Linked DNA regions of Homo sapiens: region 2 is linked to region 1. Evidence: chromatin loops called from intact Hi-C (ENCODE). Cell type or tissue: dorsolateral prefrontal cortex. All regions are shown on one strand. Each heading gives the region's core, and the rest is flanking DNA. Links, peaks and the distances in the headings are about the cores only. Region 1 overlaps ZBTB20 (zinc finger and BTB domain containing 20). Region 2 overlaps ZBTB20 (zinc finger and BTB domain containing 20).

Region 1 (4,414 bases), core at 341-4,340:
ACTGGATCACATTCTGTCCTCAGATTTCAAGAGGCAGCCTCCTTAAAGTTTCCTGTGACTATTTGAGGGCAAAATTTGGTCCATTATTTAGAAATAGCAAAGGGGGCATTTAAAGCATATGTTCAGAGACTTAACCATCTGCCTGCTTTATTATGAATACCACAGAGTTATGAGAAATTGGAAGGACTCAAAAATTGAACCAGAGTTCTATGCAAGATTTTAAAAATACAGCACTCTGATTTTTAAAAAAATGTTTTGCAACCACCTACTTTTGCTAAGTATATCTTATTAGTCCTCTATGTAAGAATAGTATTATTCCACCTTTTTGACGTATGGTAAGTGAATGGCAAAGTATAGTTGAGTGACATGAACCTATAGAAAGTTAAGCATAATCCTTTCTCTCTGATTTAACCCACTAAATATGAATACCTGTGGAGTTTTAGACTTGTCATCAGTGAAACTCACAGTGACTTAGAGAAACACTATAAAATGGTGACTGCTGGAACAAAAATGAAGTCCAGCTGCTAGTTTCTGGGCTGTCTACAAATGAGTTGCAAGAGACATGCGGAGGCCAGACTAAAGAGCCCTTCTGTAATCCAACTGTGATGTAATGAAAGTATGAATCAGCTATTGGTTGCCCATGCTGAGGGGAAAAGCAACAAAATATTTTTTTAAAGTGAAAATTGACATTATTCCCAGGTGGTACTGTATTCCTTTGGTATCTGGAAGGATATGAGATTCAGAAATTAATAAAAGAACAAAAATCATATTTAAGTCCCAAGCATAGTAATATTTCACCTAGAGTGGTCGTATAAGGACATATCAATATGAATATAATTGTTAAAATGTCTAATACTCAATTAGAGTTCTTCCACATTACCTGAGTTTTACTAGAATCAGACTGAGACTGGCTGGATCATTCTCAGAGGAAAATATGCAAAGTAGACTAAACTTAGCCTGAATACAAGTTTTTGGTGTTGAGATGACTATCACTCTTTGTTGCTTAATGAAAAGTATTTACTTAAAAGAAAATAATACTGGAAGCAAAGGACTGAAATATTTGGTTTGAAGACTCTAAGTAAAAAATGTATGTGTATGTATCATGTATACTTCTATATTTGTTTACATAAAAATGTTTTCAGAAATATACACTTTATTAGGCTGATTAAGCCAAAACTTTTTTGTGTGTGTAATCGAAAGACTGAACACAAAAATTTTAAAACAGAACTGAAAGATGTCAGTCAGAACTGAATTAATGACCTGGGGCTGAAAATACCTATGTCAAATTTCATATGGATTTTTTCATGGTGGTATTTTAATTTTATATCTCCCTAAATGGAAGTGCTGCAGTCAAGTGAATCTATAGCCCAAAGAATAATGAAATATGTCAATTATTTTAGGTGGTTAGTTTTTATTTTTTATTTTGAGTACATGCGATGTAAATACCAAATACACATACATACATATGTTTTTGTTTTGTTTATTTGTCTTATTTACTATTTATTGCACCAATAAGGGAATTAAAATGGCTGACAATGAAAAAATAAACATAAATACATGATTGCAGCAAAATACATGAATTAGAAATAGGTAAGAAAAATAAAACAATAAAGGAAAGGATATAAAAATGGAGTTAGAAGTGAGGTCAGCATAAAACTATATTCAGTGAAGTGCTATACAGTTGCCTTTAAACTTTCTTGCAGCAAAGTTAAAGAGAAAAGCTTGTTACACAGTTTGTAACATCCATAAGCATAAGAAAATAATTTTCATTATTTGTCTTGAAAATGGCTTTTGAAAACAGCTCTTAGTTTTCCAAGAAATCAATGCTAAAGCAACTCCCACTGTAAAGAATTGAAGGCTGCAGATACCTAAAGGTCAGGTCGGAAGCAGAAGCAGTACCTTCCCTGGGACATGGATGTGGAAGTAGACCAAAGTAATCCCCTTTTAATCCCAGGGCATGTGTTTCTAGAGAGAGAAAAAAAGGACACCATTAACGCAGTAATGTTGGCAAGCTAAAAATGTGTGGAAAGTAGGGAGTTAAGGGGGGAATTTAAAAAAAAAATTTCATGTAAATAAATACATATATATTTTAGCAGCAAATCAAAGATTAGAAGGCATTCACTTTTATAATAACCATTAAAACATGTTATCAAATAAACCTCTTGAATCAATGTTGCTTTCCTAAATTGTTCATAAAACACTTCTGTACTGCTGCCATTCTTCTTCCACTTTTACTTTAAGCAGATTGTCAGTCTCTTTGAAGTTTTAAAAAGAGTCATTTCTGGCTTGAAATTTAATATTTCTCGCCCTTATGTCCTCCCTTGGTTCATTTTGAGAAGTCTTAGCAAATTGCCTATTCTTTTCACGGGTAATTTTGATAGTTAAGTCACATTTAATAGGCTAGTCTCTTCTCTTCGTATTGAAAAGGTGAACTGTATAGATTTATTATTATATTACCTTGTAGCCTAGTCCATGGTAAGTAGTCCAAGGACCAACTGTATCAGGATTACCTAGGGATTACCTATATCAGGATTATCTAGAGCACCTGTTAAAATGGAGATTCCTGAACCCCATTCCAGAATTTCTAAATCAGAAGCTCTGAGAATGTAGCCTGGATCTGCAGTTTAGGAAACTGCCCAGGTTAGTTGTGCATAATAAAGTTTGAAGTCCACTATTTTAAAATTGTGACTTTAAACATTTCTAGTATATGAGTGTAAAATAGTAGGATTTCTCTACAACAATCAATGAGGGTTTATTATACTGTATTAACACTAACTAAAACACTAATACATACTCAATAATATGTGATTGCCTGCTCATAAATCTAGAAACACCTAGATTAGACAAAACTCTGAATTTGTTTGAACCCCTTTAAGCCATATCTCACCATTTTAAAAATATTATTTAATTTTTAAGCTATCATTTATTAAGAACTACTATATACAAAGTCATATGTTGAGTCTGGGCACTAGAGATAAAAAGATGAATAAAAGAGTTTCTTGTCTGAAAAAAACTCATAACTAGAATAATTATGTTATTACTAGGATATTTTCTTATCCATACTAGGATAACTATGAATTGCCACATAATCTACTCTTTAAGTAAAACTCAAGGTTCCATATGGTATTATATCACTAAGTATACAGTTGTTGGTAGCAATTTTATAGAATAGGACCCTACTACAATTTGGAAGCTGCAAAACATAAGAAAACCCTGTAGGGTCTTCCTCCTCCCCACAGTGGGAGATTTTATCTCCCAAAACTAGGATGAGAGGGTATCATGGGGTCCTCCTGATTCCATTTCTCTCATCATTAATCAGTGATTTGTTGCCAGGATCCTTTTTGAGAAGAGAAGAGAAATGTGTGTGAGTGAATATACCAGACATTCTGAGAACTTGCATGTCTCTTTCTCCCCTTCCCTTCTGGTGGCTCAGCTGGCCTGTAAAAGATGCTGGAGCCTAAATGGCAGTGGCCTCCCCAGTTCGCAGGTGAGGCACAGTATGAAGGGGCCCAAGCACCTCTCACGTGGCACTCTTTGCTCCACAAGTTACAGCAGCGCCAGAAATTGAGTATCAACAGGCTAGAAAGGATGTATTGCACATAAAGGAATTAATTAGGTAGTGGTCTGAGGAACATGACAAGAGCTTGCAGTTTCATTGGTGATTGAAGTTTTCCTGGAAACCTTTTGGGAACACCTTTCCCCTTTGTTTCCAGAAAAATATAAGAAATACAGTGGAAACATCTATACCTTTTTCCTTCTTTTCGACATATATTTATTGAGGATGTAATGCCATGCCTTCTTTTATGGACTAGGGATACTGTAGTGAATAAAATAAAGTTTCTACTTTCATGAAGTTTATATTATAATGGGGTAGGAAAGGAACAAAATTACTTAATATAAAATATAAATGTGGCTGGGTGTGGTAGCTCACGCCTGTAATCTCAGCACTTTGGAAGGCCAAGGCGGGCAGATCACCTGAGGTCAGGAGTTTGAGACCAGCCTGGCCATCATGGCAAAACCCCGTCTCTATTAAAAATGCAAAATTAGCTGGGCGTGGTAGCACATGCCTGTAATCAAAGCTACTTGGGTGGCTGAAGCAGGAGAATCGCTTGAACTCGGGAGGCGGAGGTTGCAGTGAGCTGAGATCGCTCCATTGCACTCCAGCCTGGGGAACAAAGCGAAACTCTGTCTCAAAAAAAAAAGTGTGTGTGTATATATATATATATATATACGTGTGTGTATATATATACATACATGTATGTGTATATACATTATATATACATTATATATAATGTATACATATATACATTATATATACAGGTATACATATATACATTATATATACAGGTATACATATATACATTATATATACAGGTATACATATATACATTATATACAGGTATACATATATACA
Region 2 (4,414 bases), core at 218-4,217, 50 kb before region 1:
ATGTAATGATGAAAACCTGACCGATACACTCCTAGGATCGGAAAAGAGGCAAGGTTGTCAGTTCTTATGTCTTCTGTTCAACATTGTACAGGAGATTCAATCCAGTGCAGAATGATAAATACATGTAAGAAAGAGAGAGAGAAGCAAATTAGAGGAAAAAAAAAAGAAGCAGCAGCAGCTGCAGGGGAGGGGGAGGGGAAGGGAAAGAGAAGGGTTAGACAGACCAGCAGAAAGAAACAATCAGTGGCATACAGATTGGAAATTAAAAAGTAAAACTATTTATTTGCCGGCAATATAATCTTGTACATAGAAAATTCTAAGCAATGTACATACACCTCCCCCACCACACACACGAACTAATAAAGGAATTCAACAAGTTAACTGAATATAAGAAGAGATATTGTACAGAAATCAATTATATTTCTGTATACTAGCAACAAACAATGAAATTAAGAAAACAGTTCAATTCACAATCCTGTCAAAAAGAATAAAGGCGTTTTTACAGAAATTGACAAGCTAATCCTAAAATTTACACGAATATGCAAAAGATCCAAAATAGTGAAAATACTTTTGAAAAAGGAAAACAAAATTAGATAACGTACAATTTCTGGTTTTAAAACTTACTTTATAGAGTATGATATTGGCATACAGATCAATGGAATGGAATTGAAAGTTCAGAAAATTCATCATATTTTTGATCAATTAAATTTGACAAAGGTGCCAAGGCAATTTGTCATGGGAAGGGATAGTCTTTTCAATAAGCAGTGCTCTGTAATTGATGCTAGGATTATATGCGATATAAATGAATATTCACGAACCTAGGACTGTAAAAAACATATTTTAGTTCTTATTTCATATCCTGCACAAAAATTTAATCATGGGCCTAAATGTGAGAGCTAAAATTATAAAATTTCTAGAAGAAAACAGGAGAAAATCTTCATGACTTTGGGTTAGAAAAAGTTCTTAGCTATCACACCAAAAGCTTGATTCAATAAAATCCTTGGTAATTAGGATGTCAACAAAATTTAAAACTTTTGCACTTCAAAAGACCCATTAAAGAAATGAAATGACAAACCAAAGACAGGCGAAAATATTTGCAAGATTGCGATTTGCAAATCATAATCTGATAAGAATTTTTACGCATAATATATAAAGAATTCTTCAATAATAAAAAGACAAGCAACCCAGCTAAAAACTGGGCAAAATATTTGACAATTCACCGAAGTTATTCACCAAAGAAGATGAAGTCATGCCTAATAAGCACTTGAAAACATGGTCAACATTATTATTTCCAGGGAAAAGTAAATTAAAACCGTAAAAGACTACTTCACACCCGCTAGAATGGCTGTAATAAAGACAGATAGTAACAAGTGTTGGAAGATAAAGACAAATTAGAAGCCTCCTATATTACCAGGGGAGATGTAAGAGTATAGTCACTTTGGAAAGTGGTTTGGAAGTTTCTTAAAAGTTAAAATAAACTTACCCTTATGATCCAGCAATACCACTTTGAGGTATCTAAGAGGAAAAAAAATATGTCCACACAGAGACGTATTTTATGTGAATGTTCATGGCAGCATTATTCGTAACAGTAAAAAACTGGAAACAATTCAGATGTCCATTGGCTGATGCATGGATAAATAAAATGTGGTGTTATATCCATGCAGTGGAATAGTATTCATCAGTAAAAGGGAATAGACTACTGCTACATGCCACAACATAAAAGAATCTTAAAAATGAATTATGATAAGTGAAAAAGCTACATGAAAGAGATCACATATTATTTGATTGCATTAATAAAAATATCCAAAAAGGGCAAATTTATAGAGAGAGAAAATATTTGTTGTCTGGGTCTAGGGATTGACTCCCTAAGGGTATGAAGGATCTTTGTAGGGTGACAAAAATATTCTAAAAATGAATTGAGGTGATGGTTATACAACTCTAAATTTACTTAATGTCATTGAGTTATACACATAACAAGAGTGGATTGTATGTTATATAAGTTATATCTCAATAAACTGTTATGTTTATTAAAACTAAGTATAGAGAAACCTGGCAGACATTCTCCTAAGCAAGCGACCAAGGTTAACATACCCCGAGATATCATATACCTTTGATGTTATAAGAAGGGCACATCACCTCTTTTGTATTCTTCTCTAAAACCTATAATCCGAATCTAGTTACGGGATTGGACAAATCAAAGTTGTAAAAGGTTTCACAAAATATCTGACCACTAGTCTTCACAATTATCAGTCATGAAAAACATGGAATGACCAAGAAGTTATCACAGATCAGAAGAGACTGAGGAGACATGGCAATTAAAATGCAGTATGGTATCCTGGATTGGATTTTTGGAACAGAAAAAACATATTAATGGAAAAATTGGTGACATCTGAATAAAGTCTGTAGTTTAGTTAATAGTATTGTGTCAATATTAATTTCTTAATTTTGTCAAATTTACCATGGTTATGTAAGATAGTAACATTAGGAAAAACTAGTGAAGGAAATATGGGTACTCTCTGTACTATCATTGCAACTTTTCCATAATTCTAAAATTGTTCCAAAATACAAAGTTAAAATTTTAAAAAGCAAATGGAGAATTTATAGATTAAAGGATAATTATCGTTTGAATATAATGTGTACATCTTATTTAGATCCTGATTCAAACTAACCAGTTATAAAAAGAAAAGACCATTTAAAAGTCAATCATTTAACATGGACAGGATATTTAATGACATTAAAGAATTACTATTATTTTTGATGTGGAATGATATTAGTTATGATTGTCATCTTTCAGTAACACATAGTAAAGTATTCATGCATAAAATAATAAGCTATCTGGGATTGTCTTTCAGATGCTCTGGTGGAAGAAAAAGTAGGTGAAAGTATAATTGGAAAAACAATTGACTATGGGTGATGGGTACTGGAGAGTTCATTTTTCTGTATTCTGCCCTCTCTCATATATTTGAAATATTTTATAATAAAAAGTTTTTAAATAGTGGAAAGAAAAAAATACTAAAATAAATAATTAAAGTATTATAATTAGCCTTCTATGCTGACCACAAACAGGGCTGTCTCTTAAAAATCAAATCTGCACAATGTCTGAATAAATAAATTATAGAGAGATGAGTGAACTCTCAAAAGCAATCTGAGCAAGATACAGTCAGTACTGAATAGTTGGAAGAGCAATAAGAGAAGTGCCTGAATTAACATAGACCTCCTAAGCTGGAATGCTTTGTTGTTCTTTCCTTGAAGTTCTGTGACCTGGTGATATCTAAAACTCCTTCTGTGTGAGGATTTTAGAAAGTAGAATGTGGTCAGAAGCAGCCCTTTGTTCGTAGTCAATGGTAAGATCTGTAGTTCTCACCCCCCTTCAGGTTTTGTTTTGTTTTGTTTTTTTATTGACTAGAGGCTTTGTTTGTGGCCTTGTGACTTACAAGATAGGTTACTGCAATATAATGCATTTGCTACTTCTCTGGAAAGCCATTCAGAATCTTTAAGGAGTGCAGAATGTACAACTCTTTTGCTAAAGGGTCTCTGCCAGAGAAGCATTCTTCCGGATTTTGTATATTGCATTGATTACGGAGCTGTTGCTCAGTGCATCATTGGATGTTGACTGTAATCTATAAAGCCTTACATAGTTTTCTTCCAATTAAAGAAGTCTGACACTGGTGGTCAATTTTAATAATGACTGAGATTGATCTATGTGACTTAAAATTTTAACAGATTTTGGAACCTGAAATGTGAGAAACAAGTTTTCTTATTGATGACACATACTCTGAAATCTATTTTAAAGGTGGGTTCAGTGTACAGTAGTGAATTTGAATTAAAAAAAAAAAAAAAAACAGAAAGTTGAAAATAGACAAAAGTGCCAAAAATAAGGTATTTGTCCTGACTTTCTGTTCCTTCATCTCACCTGACATTCCCTCAGAATATTTTACATCCTTGATGACCAGTCTTTTAAGCAATTCTACCTGATAACCCCACTATATAGTGACAGAGTTACTGATTTGTTCCATGAGGAGATAAGAAGAGGAGCACTATTCATATCAAAGACAACTGGTCCTACTTCCAGGTCCATCTTTGGGCCAAGATATGTAGTCGCCAACAGTGAGTTGGCGACTATATTTTTTGAGTCCTGGCGCAAAGTAAGATCCATCTGTTTTGCCCAGCCGTTTGCCTGAGTGCCACAAAATGGTCCTGTTATTAGTCTTATTTGTGGTCCTATTTGAGGTTAGGTATAATGTAAATAAATTTCAGTTCTCCTCGTGATGAGTAGTACAGCATGGGAATTAAGAGGGCTGGTGTTGGTAGTTGTAAGTGATGTTGAGTCTCTATTTTTTCAATTGCTCTGTTTTCTTTGGATTGGGAAACAGACATTTAAGAATGAGTTTGTCATCTGGAAGGATAGTTGTGA

What was found. A loop is a pair of places that touch in the nucleus more often than their neighbours do. Peaks named below come from ENCODE experiments on the same cell type or tissue, not always from the same donor. Only the 100,000 strongest peaks of a DNase experiment are listed, where the experiment ranks them.
Region 2: a loop joins it to region 1, with 2.6 times the contacts of the local background. A loop is called at or near these places in 1 of 110 quality-filtered maps.

Annotation. Positions count from the first base shown.
Region 1 is chr3:114,753,231-114,757,644 of GRCh38, reverse strand. All of the region lies in intron 5 of ZBTB20 (zinc finger and BTB domain containing 20), which reads left to right. Among named protein-coding and RNA genes, the nearest start is that of MIR4796, 12 kb to the right of the region's middle. In dorsolateral prefrontal cortex, for the core only: no CTCF peak of the experiment used is centred there; no DNase peak of the experiment used is centred there; H3K4me3 peaks cover 510 bases; H3K27ac peaks cover 286 bases.
Region 2 is chr3:114,803,208-114,807,621 of GRCh38, reverse strand. The region is part of intron 4 of ZBTB20 (zinc finger and BTB domain containing 20); the gene reads left to right. Among named protein-coding and RNA genes, the nearest start is that of MIR4796, 62 kb to the right of the region's middle. In dorsolateral prefrontal cortex, for the core only: no CTCF peak of the experiment used is centred there; no DNase peak of the experiment used is centred there; H3K4me3 peaks cover 418 bases; H3K27ac peaks cover 1,009 bases.